Linked DNA regions of Homo sapiens: region 1 is linked to region 2. Evidence: chromatin loops called from intact Hi-C (ENCODE). Cell type or tissue: PC-3. All regions are shown on one strand.

Evidence for each region. Peaks named below come from ENCODE experiments on the same cell type or tissue, not always from the same donor. Only the 100,000 strongest peaks of a DNase experiment are listed, where the experiment ranks them.
Region 1: a loop joins it to region 2, with 7 times the contacts of the local background. A loop is called at or near these places in 11 of 110 quality-filtered maps.

The regions. Positions count from the first base shown.
Region 1 is chr2:62,772,680-62,777,679 of GRCh38, reverse strand. The region is part of intron 5 of EHBP1 (EH domain binding protein 1); the gene reads right to left. Among named protein-coding and RNA genes, the nearest start is that of EHBP1, 69 kb to the right of the region's middle. In PC-3, CTCF peaks have their summits at 2,212 and 2,414; a DNase peak (open chromatin) is centred at 2,899; H3K27ac peaks cover 1,019 bases.
Region 2 is chr2:62,576,254-62,581,253 of GRCh38, reverse strand. No RefSeq gene overlaps it. Among named protein-coding and RNA genes, the nearest start is that of TMEM17, 73 kb to the right of the region's middle. RefSeq lists an enhancer at 2,277-3,476. In PC-3, no CTCF peak of the experiment used is centred here; DNase peaks (open chromatin) are centred at 2,173 and 3,083; H3K4me3 peaks cover 1,106 bases; H3K27ac peaks cover 3,752 bases.

The DNA of each region.
Region 1 (5,000 bases), 200 kb before region 2:
TATGTCATCAAATATAAGTTATCATTGGTTTAAAGATTATTTTATATAGCAGTCATTATTTTATATAGCAGTAAGAAAGCAAAACAAACAAACAAACAAAAAACTACCAGTTATAACTGTGGGACATCCTAGATATAAGATGATCCCAATTTCACAGAAAAAAATGTGGGAGAAAAAACCATGAATCTCAGAATCAAAATTCTGCATGTCTTAACTGACTTTGTATCTTCAATAACCACCAAATGTCTGGGCATATAGAAAATCCATATTAAAATATTGCAGAATGGTTGAATAAATTAATGAATGGATTCAATCTGATTGGTGCCTTTCATCAATATGCTTTTAATGTATTAAAATAAAACAGTGGAATCAGAAAAATAAATTTTTTTAGATTTTAAAAACCAACACCAGCTGGGTGTGGTAGCTCATGCCTGTAATCTCAACACTCTGGGAGGCCGAGGTGGGAGTACTGCTTGAGCTCAGCGGTTCAAAACAGCCTAGTCAACAAAGGGAGACTCCGTCTCTACAAAATAGAAAATTAGCAAGGTATAATGGTGTGCACCTGTAGTCTCAGCTACTGGGGAGGCTGAGGCAGGACGATCGCTTGAGCCCAGGAGTTCAAGGTTGCAGTGAGCCATGATCACAACACTGCACTCTAGCCTGGGTGACAGAGCAAGACCTTGTCTCAAATGTAAAAACAAGAAACTAAAACCTATGGATATAATTTACAAATGTAATGGTTCTGGATTTAATTGGGTAATCTAAAACACCAGGAAGAGAAAAAAAATTTTGTTTCCTAAATATAACTGTTGTGGCTTCATATTTTTAAAAAACCCTACAATGTCAACTGTCTGGATGAACAGATGTTATTCTATTACAGTAGATAAAAATGAAACATAGTGTTTTATAGTATCCATTCTTATCTACACTAATAAGTAAATGGATTGTAAATGATCCAAAAGAAATACTTGTTGTTAATCCTAGATTAAATTTATAAGGGGAAGATATCCTAAATCAAAAGATAAAAAGAAAAATATTTTAAGTTTAGTCCAAGTGAGATGTTACAAGTTGCCTTGTCATTGCTTTGAGATAACAGTAAAGTCTAGAAATCATTGAGAGGTGTAAGTGGTAGAAAGGAATGGAAAAACTAAAATCCTGCAACAATAAAATTTAGAAATCTAGTTTTCTTTCCTTTATATTCTTCTGTGTCCTCTAGAAAGGAACATTATAAAAATAGCTACTCCTTACCAAGCTAGATGCTTTACATACATTATTTCCAATCTTCAATAACCTGTGGAGTAGATATTAATACCATCATTTTATACATGACTACATGGAAGCTGTGAAATATTAAATGACTTATCTAAGGTTGCATAGCCAGTAAGTGGCAGAACCACCTCTAAAATTTCAACTCTAAAGTTTCTGGTCCAAAGAAGAAAGCTCAGACAAAACGGAGAAATCAGAAACAAGAGAACCAATAAAATGAAAATAGCATTATGTCAATTTGCACAAAGAAGCAGTAAGGTTGCCTTGAGAAAAAATATTAAGAATTCTAGTGACTGATAAATTCTAGAATTCCATTTTATAATGTCTAACAGTAGTGAAATAATTAACCCAAATAACTTCTAAACTGTATATAAACAATAATTAAAGACTACCTTCACTAATCTGATACATATATTCTTCACAGACTTACCACTACAGAAGACTGATTAAAAGCTTCCCTATGATTCTACAATTTCAAATGATCTCTTTTCATCTTTCTTATTAAGGTAGCTAGTTATTGCAGTAGGGGTTAAGGGCAAAGGCCCTGGAGAAAGACAAGACTGGATAAAATCCCAACCTGTTAGCTATATAACTGTGGGCAAGTTACTTAACCTCTCTAAACCTCACTTTCTTTACCTGTAAAATAGGGTTATATCTGACTCACACCAGAGTTATTATAATGAGCAAATGAGATAATGTGTATAAAGCATTCTATTATACATAGTACCTGGTACATAGTAAGGGTCCAATAAATTTGTTACAGTGATATATATTTGGAGACTTCTGTTTTATTGGGATATTTTATATTAAATATAACTTCACTCTTTGTTACTAATGCTACTACTGGACATTACGGTTAAAGTCTCAACATTTCTTTATTAACTGTGGGGTTGTAACACAATGTGCAAAGAAAAGAAAGGTATTACAATTCCATTCAAAGAGCATACCTTTTCAGTGTCAGGACAATATACCAACAGAATTTCTAACAAAACCGAGGTTTTACAAGACAAAGAGAAGAACTTTAGCTCTTTGAAATTCACTAATTCTTTTGCATGAAATGTGAAAGCACATTAAAATGTAAGGGAAAGTATAACATTGTAACATGTTATTGCTACATAATGATCAGCAAAAGTCAATTTCATCATTCACCACTGAGGGGAGCTATAACCTAGGAGAGGTTTATATATAGAATGCCAAGGTTATTTTAAAACTTTCCCATACCTTACAATATTCATTTCATCAACTCTCTTATTAAAATATATTTTAAATAAATTTGACAAGCATACCCCAATTCTCTTTTGGAGACTTTAGAAATAATAAGGTGGCTCATTATAACTATGTAATCATAAAGACGGGGGATCCTTATCCCTCTTCCTTTTTTCTCCATAGAGCATTTATGTAACCTACTATATATATTTAGCATACATTATGTATTTATTTTATCTAACATACTAAATCTTTCATACAGTAATTTTTATCCTCTCTCTCACACACACACATATGAGTGTAAACTACACAGCGATGAGATTTGTTAACTTGTTATCTGGTTTTTTTTGTTTTGTTTTGTTTGAGACAGGGTTTCACTTAGTCATCCAGGCTGGAGTGCAGTGTCACGATCACAGCTCACTGCAGCCTTGACCTTCTGGGCTCAAGCAATCCTCCCACCTCAGCCTCCTGAACAGTCAGGACCACAAGCATATGCCACCACGTCCAGTTAATTTTTTTTATTTTTTTGTAGACTGAGTCTCCTTTGTGTTGCCCAGGCTGGTCTTGAATCATATGTTTTATACACCACCATTTCCAATGCCTAGAACAGTATCTAGCACATAATACACGCTCAATGAATACTTAAGTGCTGAATGAATGAATACTGAATCATCTATTTAAAAGGTTAAAAATCTCTCATTAGATTATGTCAAGTAAAGCAAACTGCTAATACTTGAAAAATGCAACGTCTACTTATATCAAATTTTGGTTTAAAGAAAATGTCTAAGAACATTTCTTTCTTCCTTTCTTTTCTCTCTTTTTTTTTTTTTTCTTTTTGAGACAGAGTCTTGCTCTGTCGCTCAGGCTGGAGTGCAGTAGCACGATCTTGGCTCACTGCAACCTCTGCCTCCCAGGTTTAAGTGATTTTTCAGCCTCAGCCTCCTGAGTAGCTGGGATTACAGTCATGCACCACCATACCTGGCTAATTTTTGTATTTTTAGTAGAGACGCTGTTTCACCATGTTGGCCAGAATGGTCTCCAACTCCTGACCTCAAGTGATCCACCCGCCTTGGCCTCCCAAAGTGCTGGGATTACAGGTGTGAGAGACTATGCCCAGCCTAAGAATATTTAATCCCACAGATGGTAATACAGACAAATCTCATGAGATTGGCTTATGCAAGTTCAATAAAGTTGATCAGAAGAGCTCCTACTGTAACAGCATATGGATCCTTCACATGCTGTTTTACTGCCTCTAGGGTCTACTTTTCAAATTTTCTTCTGTATAGTTGATGGATGTTACTCACGTTATTCTTCTCTCTCTCTTTTTTTTTTTTTTTTTTTTTTTTTTTTTTTTTTTGAGATGGAGTCTTGCTGTATCACCTAGGTTGGAGTGCAGTGGCGCGATCTCGGCTCACTGCAACCTCCATCTCCCTGGTTCAAGCAATTCTCCTGCCTCAGTCTCCCGAGTAGCTGGGATTACAGGCGCACGCCACCAAGCCCAACTAATTGTTTTGTATTTTTAGTAAAGATGGGGTTTCACCATGTTGGCCAGACTGGGCTCGAACTCCCGACCTCAGGCAATCTGCCTGCCTTGGCCTCTCAAAGTGCTGGGATTACAGGTATTTTTCTCTTAAAAAGAATAATCCTTACAGGATTTATAACAGTTCACAGAGTTTAACTATACCATTCATTCACTCACTCCTTCAATAAATATTTATTGAGAAGCTACTACCCCAAAGGTAGTATGGTTTGAAAAAAAAATTGTGGTAGATACAGAGATGAATGAAATAAAACTTTTCCCTCGTTAAATCTACTTATGCAAGTAGGGGTCCTGTACACATCTCAGAAAACTGGCCTAGATTTTCCAGAGCAGGTAAAAAGAGTTAATACACCTAGACAGAGAAAAAAAAATTATTCTCAAATCTCACTATACAGGAGTTGATATTGGCAGAAAGAAATTAATGTCCTCCTGAAAACTGAAGAGGGAGATCTACCCCATTCTCGTCTATCTTCCAGGTGAGAATATAGCACTTCCTTTGTTTTGTTTGTCTCGTTTCGGTTTAATTACATAAACTCATCCTTTTGATATAGTTCATAATTTATGACAGTTGCCCTAATTTAGAGTATATAAATTAGTGTATTCTCTTGAGTTAATGTATTTCAAATGCTTTGGTCATAACATGTACATCTGTGCTCTTTCCCATGCATTAAGAATATAGCAATTTCACAATCCTTCTGAAATCTCATAACTTCATAATATGAAAGTAAATCTATAATGGACCTGATCTCACTACCAAACTTCTCAGCTCTTTAGTCCTAAACATGGCCCAGTTACTGCCAGGGAATAAACAAAAAATTCCTTTTGTCACTGAGATACATACCAAAGTCAGGCATAGAAAGGAAGAATATTACACAAAGCATGTGATAAGCCTGTTATAAAGACATTTTAGAACTTTAACAATTATCACGATGAACAGTCATGATGATGATGGCAATGGTAAAAGCTAATATTCACTGAAAATTATTTA
Region 2 (5,000 bases):
CATGGAATACTATGCAGCCATAAAAAAGGATGAGTTCATGTCCTTTGTAGGGACATGGATGAAGGTGGAAACCATCATTCTCAGCAAACTATCACTATTGCAAGGACAAAAAAACCAAACACCGCATGTTCTCACTCATAGGTGGGAATTGAACAATGAGAACACATGGACACAGGAAGGGGAACATCACACACTGGGGCCTGTTGTGGGGTGGCGGGAGAGGGGAGGGATAGCATTAGGAGATATACCTAACGTTAAATGACGAGTAAATGGGTGCAGCACACCAGCATGGCACATGTATACATATGTAACAAACCTGCACGTTGTGCACATGTACCCTAGAACTTAAATAAAATATATATAAGAAATATAAAAAAATAAAATATCCATGGCCCTATCATTCCTATGGCTTTTGCAATAAGGGGCCATGCAAATGAACTCAAGTGTGACAATTACTGCCAAGCTGGTGTAAACCATATAACTGGTCCTCCAAGGGATAGCGTAGAGAAGGAAGGGCACTCTACATTGAGCAAGATTGCCACAGATGGTTGTGTATGTTGGTGGGGGTCCCTTGTGGTATGGATGGCTGCATATGATGATATAGTGGTTGGAATGGATCAGGTTATCTACAGTAACAAACAGCCCCAGTCTCAGTGGTTCAACACAACGAAAAGTTCACTGTTTGCTCAAGCTAGATGTCCAGCATGAGTAGGCAGGGAGATCCAGGCCGAGCTATTCCATATCAATATACGCCTCTACAATCACCTAAGCAGGGAGAAGAAAGTATGATGAATCATGAAGGGGCTCTTCAAGCCTCTGCCTACCAGTGACACATGTCCCTTCTGTTTCCATTTCATTGGCCAAAGTAAGTCATATCCCCACATCTAATTACAAAGGAGACAGAGGTGTGCAATCTTATATCCAGAAGGAGAAAAGAATGAGACTCTTTGGAAAAACCCTAATGACTACCACAGTAGGGGGGTGTCCATTTGGGAGGACTCCAGTGCCATCTTTGTGTTCTAGTAGCAGCTCTCAACTGAGATCAGGAAAAACGGCTTCCACATTTGTGTGTCTGGTAACCATCCTCACAAGTCAGGTACCTTATTTCCAAAGGTAGGTCTTGTCAATCGTTTTCTAGAGGGAAAAGCAGTAAGTCCTAACTCTTCTAAATAGGTTCACTATAATTTTTGCATGTTTAAAATAAGGTTTTCCCTAAAACCCAGAAACCATTATTGAGAAACAGCATAAATAGTGTAAGATTGATTCTCAGAGGCTCCAGAAATAAAACATGCTTCTATGTAGTGGACACTAACGATTGTCTGAGAAGCCTACCCTTTCTGAGTACTGTCCTTCTCTTCCACATTTGAACCATATGTTAAAAGTGATGGGATCCTGGCAGATATTCTGTTCAACATGATCCTGCCTCTAAGACAGAGCAGATTGGATCAGAGCTGGGCAGGAGTCTGAGCAAGGCTGGGCAAGAGTCTCTTCCCTAGGAATTCAGAGTTTGAACCCATAGAAACAACCTCAGGAAACAAGTAGTTTGGACTAATTGGTCTGGGTTTTCTGCTGATTGGAGATGTGACTGAGATTGTTAGTGCTCACTAACTTCCCAATGCTCATCTCATTTCCCAGTTTTCCTTGCAGTTAGGTTGAGGCCATGTGACTAAGTTCTGGCCAATGGGAAATAGACAGAAGTGATTATGAGATCATTTTAGGCCTAACTGTTGAAAATATTTCTCATCTCTTTTCACTTTCTGTTTCCCTGCCACAGTGACCTCGGAGGCCACGTGTTCCAAATGGTATAGTGATAGGATGGAGAAGTGCTGCTCAGCCCATGGAAAATTGTGACACGAGTTAGGAAGAACATCTTCATGGTTTAGGATTTCTTTTTTTCCTTTGAGACAGAGTCTTACTCCGTCTTACCCAAGCTTGAGTGCAGTGGCATGATCTCAGCTAGCTGCAACCTCTTCTTCCTGGGTTCATGCAATTCTCATGACTCAGCCTCCCAAGTAGCTGAAATTACAGGTATGCTCCACCATGCCTGGCTAATTTTTAGATGGGGTGTCACCATGTTGGCCAGGCTGGTCTCAAACTCTTGATCTCAATTGATCCGCCAGCTTCGGCCTCCCAAAGCGCTGGGATTACAGGTGTGAGCCATCACACCCAGCCAGGATTTATTTCTTATTTCAACATAACCTAGACTATCATGACTAACAAAACAAACACAGGAGTGGCTGTGTTGCACTGAGAAGCAAAGAAAAGTTGATTTACAAAGAGGAATAAAGATGATGTACATGCACAAAGGGGAGCAGAGTTAAGAAAGAGTCCCTGGGTCCTTCTCATTCCTGGTTCCAACCTCATCTTGAGGGCAAACCACATTTCTCTCCTTGGCTTCTATGACTCTCTTGCATCCCTATAAGTCCCTTTCCTATTAAGCCTGTACACAGAGTTTCTGTCCTTTGCAGCCAAAAGAAGTTACAACTAATATTCCTCTTACCTCAGTGCTTCAGTTTATGTTTTACTCATTTTAACACGAAGACAACTACATTAATAGGCATGGGTTCTGGCTTAGATTTCTAATTCCTTCATGCTTTTATTCTGTTCAGGAATGCCAAGAACTACAGCAAAATCTTGTCCAGATGTGATTCCACAGTACAGTCAGCCCTGAAGACACAATTCCAGAATTACAAATTTTGTCTATTTACCCAAAATGTAAGGTGGATAATCTTTTCAGTTTATTGGTTACAAATGACCAGCTGACAAGTTACTCAGCTTCTGCAATTGTGGTGAAATTCTAGAGCTACCAAGAAAGGGTCACTTGTTCAAGAAGAACAAGCTAAGGAATTGATTGGCTCTTCAGAACTTGTGCCAACTTCCTTTCTGCAGGCGGGCTAAATATTGGATACCTTTGAGAGAAGGGAAGCCATCATCTTAGGAAAAAAACCTCTCTCTGCTGTGAACAAGCTGAATGCAATCACAGAAACTGCAGACAAAAGAGCTTTTGATGACAGATATTGCTGATGCCTGGTGCCTTCAAAGGCATTCCAGGAAAGGTGAAGGAATAATTATGATTAACAATAACTCATGTTTCTTCCAGGATGTTACTCATTGAACCAATGGGTCACTTGAGAAATATGTCAGTGAGTCAGCTCACATCCAATTTGGCAAAAAGATCCTGGGCTCCCAAACTCTTTGCATTGAACTGAGTAAACCCAAATGAATACATTCTGGGGGAGAAGTAAAGGAAGGAGAACTGTGGTGGTAAAAGACAGAGTTGGCTCCTTCAGTCTCCACCTCCACAGTCCCACCCCCATATTTAAGTGGAATGAAATTATCAAGGCCAATGAAGAAAGTCTTGAGCATACCTTTAGAAAAGTTAAAGGACTCAGATGAAGGAAAAATACAGAAACACCACCAGGAAACAAGGAGAGTCTAATAACTCACCACACATCTAAAACAACATGAACTTATAAATTTATATTGCAACTTATACAGTAAGAGCATATACCAAAAGCCAGTTAAAATAATAATGGTTACAAATAAAAAGGAGTTTGGACTGGCTGGTCTAAGGTCTTTTATTCAAAATTCCATGATAAAAGGACTATATAGACTGATGTGGCTCAAGGGCCAAATTGGCTGTTGATGAAATTTTTCCTATGATAATGGCATTGAAATTCATTATTTTACTTTTCACTGCCCTTAGAAGAGTTTATTAAAATATAGGTACAATTTAAAGAAGAATTAAAAGCCCAAAACTGGCCAGGCATGGTGGCTCACGGCTGCAATCCCAGCACTTTGGGAGGCCGAGGCGGGTGGACTGCTTGAGCTCAGGAGTTTGAGATCAGCCTGGACAACATGGCAAAACCCTGTCTCTACCAAAAACACACACAAAAAGTTAGCCAAGCATGGTGGTGCATGCCTGTGATCCCAGCTACTTGGAAGGCTGAGGAGGGAGGATCACTTAAGCCCAGAAGGTGGAGGCTGAAGTGAGCTGAGATCACACCACTGCACTCCAAGCTGGGTGACAGAGTGAGACCTCATCAAAAAAACAACAACAAAAAAAAAACAAAAACAAACAAACAAAGAACCCAAAAAACAAAAAACTGTAAAACCCCATACCCACGTACTCACTACCTAACCTAGTTTAAGAATAAAACATTAACGAGTCCCATGCACCTGCCCCCAAAACCTCTCCTCTGTTCACTTCCCACCCATGGTTATCCAGAGGCTAATATTAATTGGCACTTTTTAAAAATTGGCACTTTCACGTTAATCATTCCCTGCTTTATGGTTTCACCACCTATGTTTACATACCTAAACAATATATTCTTTAGTTTTGAAAATTTAGTAGCTGTGTAAAAAAATATCAAAGTTCTATTAGTTGAAACCTCAGGCATGAATGCAACAGAATTTCTCGGCATCAGCTTCTTTAAGCATTTACAGGAGCCCTTTCTGGGGAAGTTAGTGGCCAAGGTCATACACCAGTCCTAGGAAACACAGGGCTCCATGCAGTCTGAGCACCTGGCAATGTTCTCAGGTGAGCCTGGTATTGAAGTCAGGCAGAAATAAAGTCAGAGGGTAGGGGATGCTATTTTCTAACTCACCTCCAGCTCTCAGATGTAGGTTTAAGCACAATCTTTGGTGAGATGCAATGAATGTCCTCAACTGATGCAAGCAGCAGGGTATGGAATAGAGAGCTGGAGCTTTTTCAGCAAAAGGTCATGACACAGTAAGAATCTGGACAAGCTCACTCAAGCATTCTATCCTGGGGTTGAAAAAGAGAGTAAAATAGCAGTGAAAACTTGGCTATGAAGGTCACCAACGTGTCTGTCTCTTGAGTCTCATGCTCCTCTCTGAAACAGTTGCCCTCTGTCTGTTGATAGCTGTCCTGGAATCTCTCTTCACTGTCCTTATGAGGATTCCTTTTGCCTTTCACCTGGGATGGATCATGTACTTATTGTATCCAAGATCAGACCACACAATTTGTGGGGCCCAGT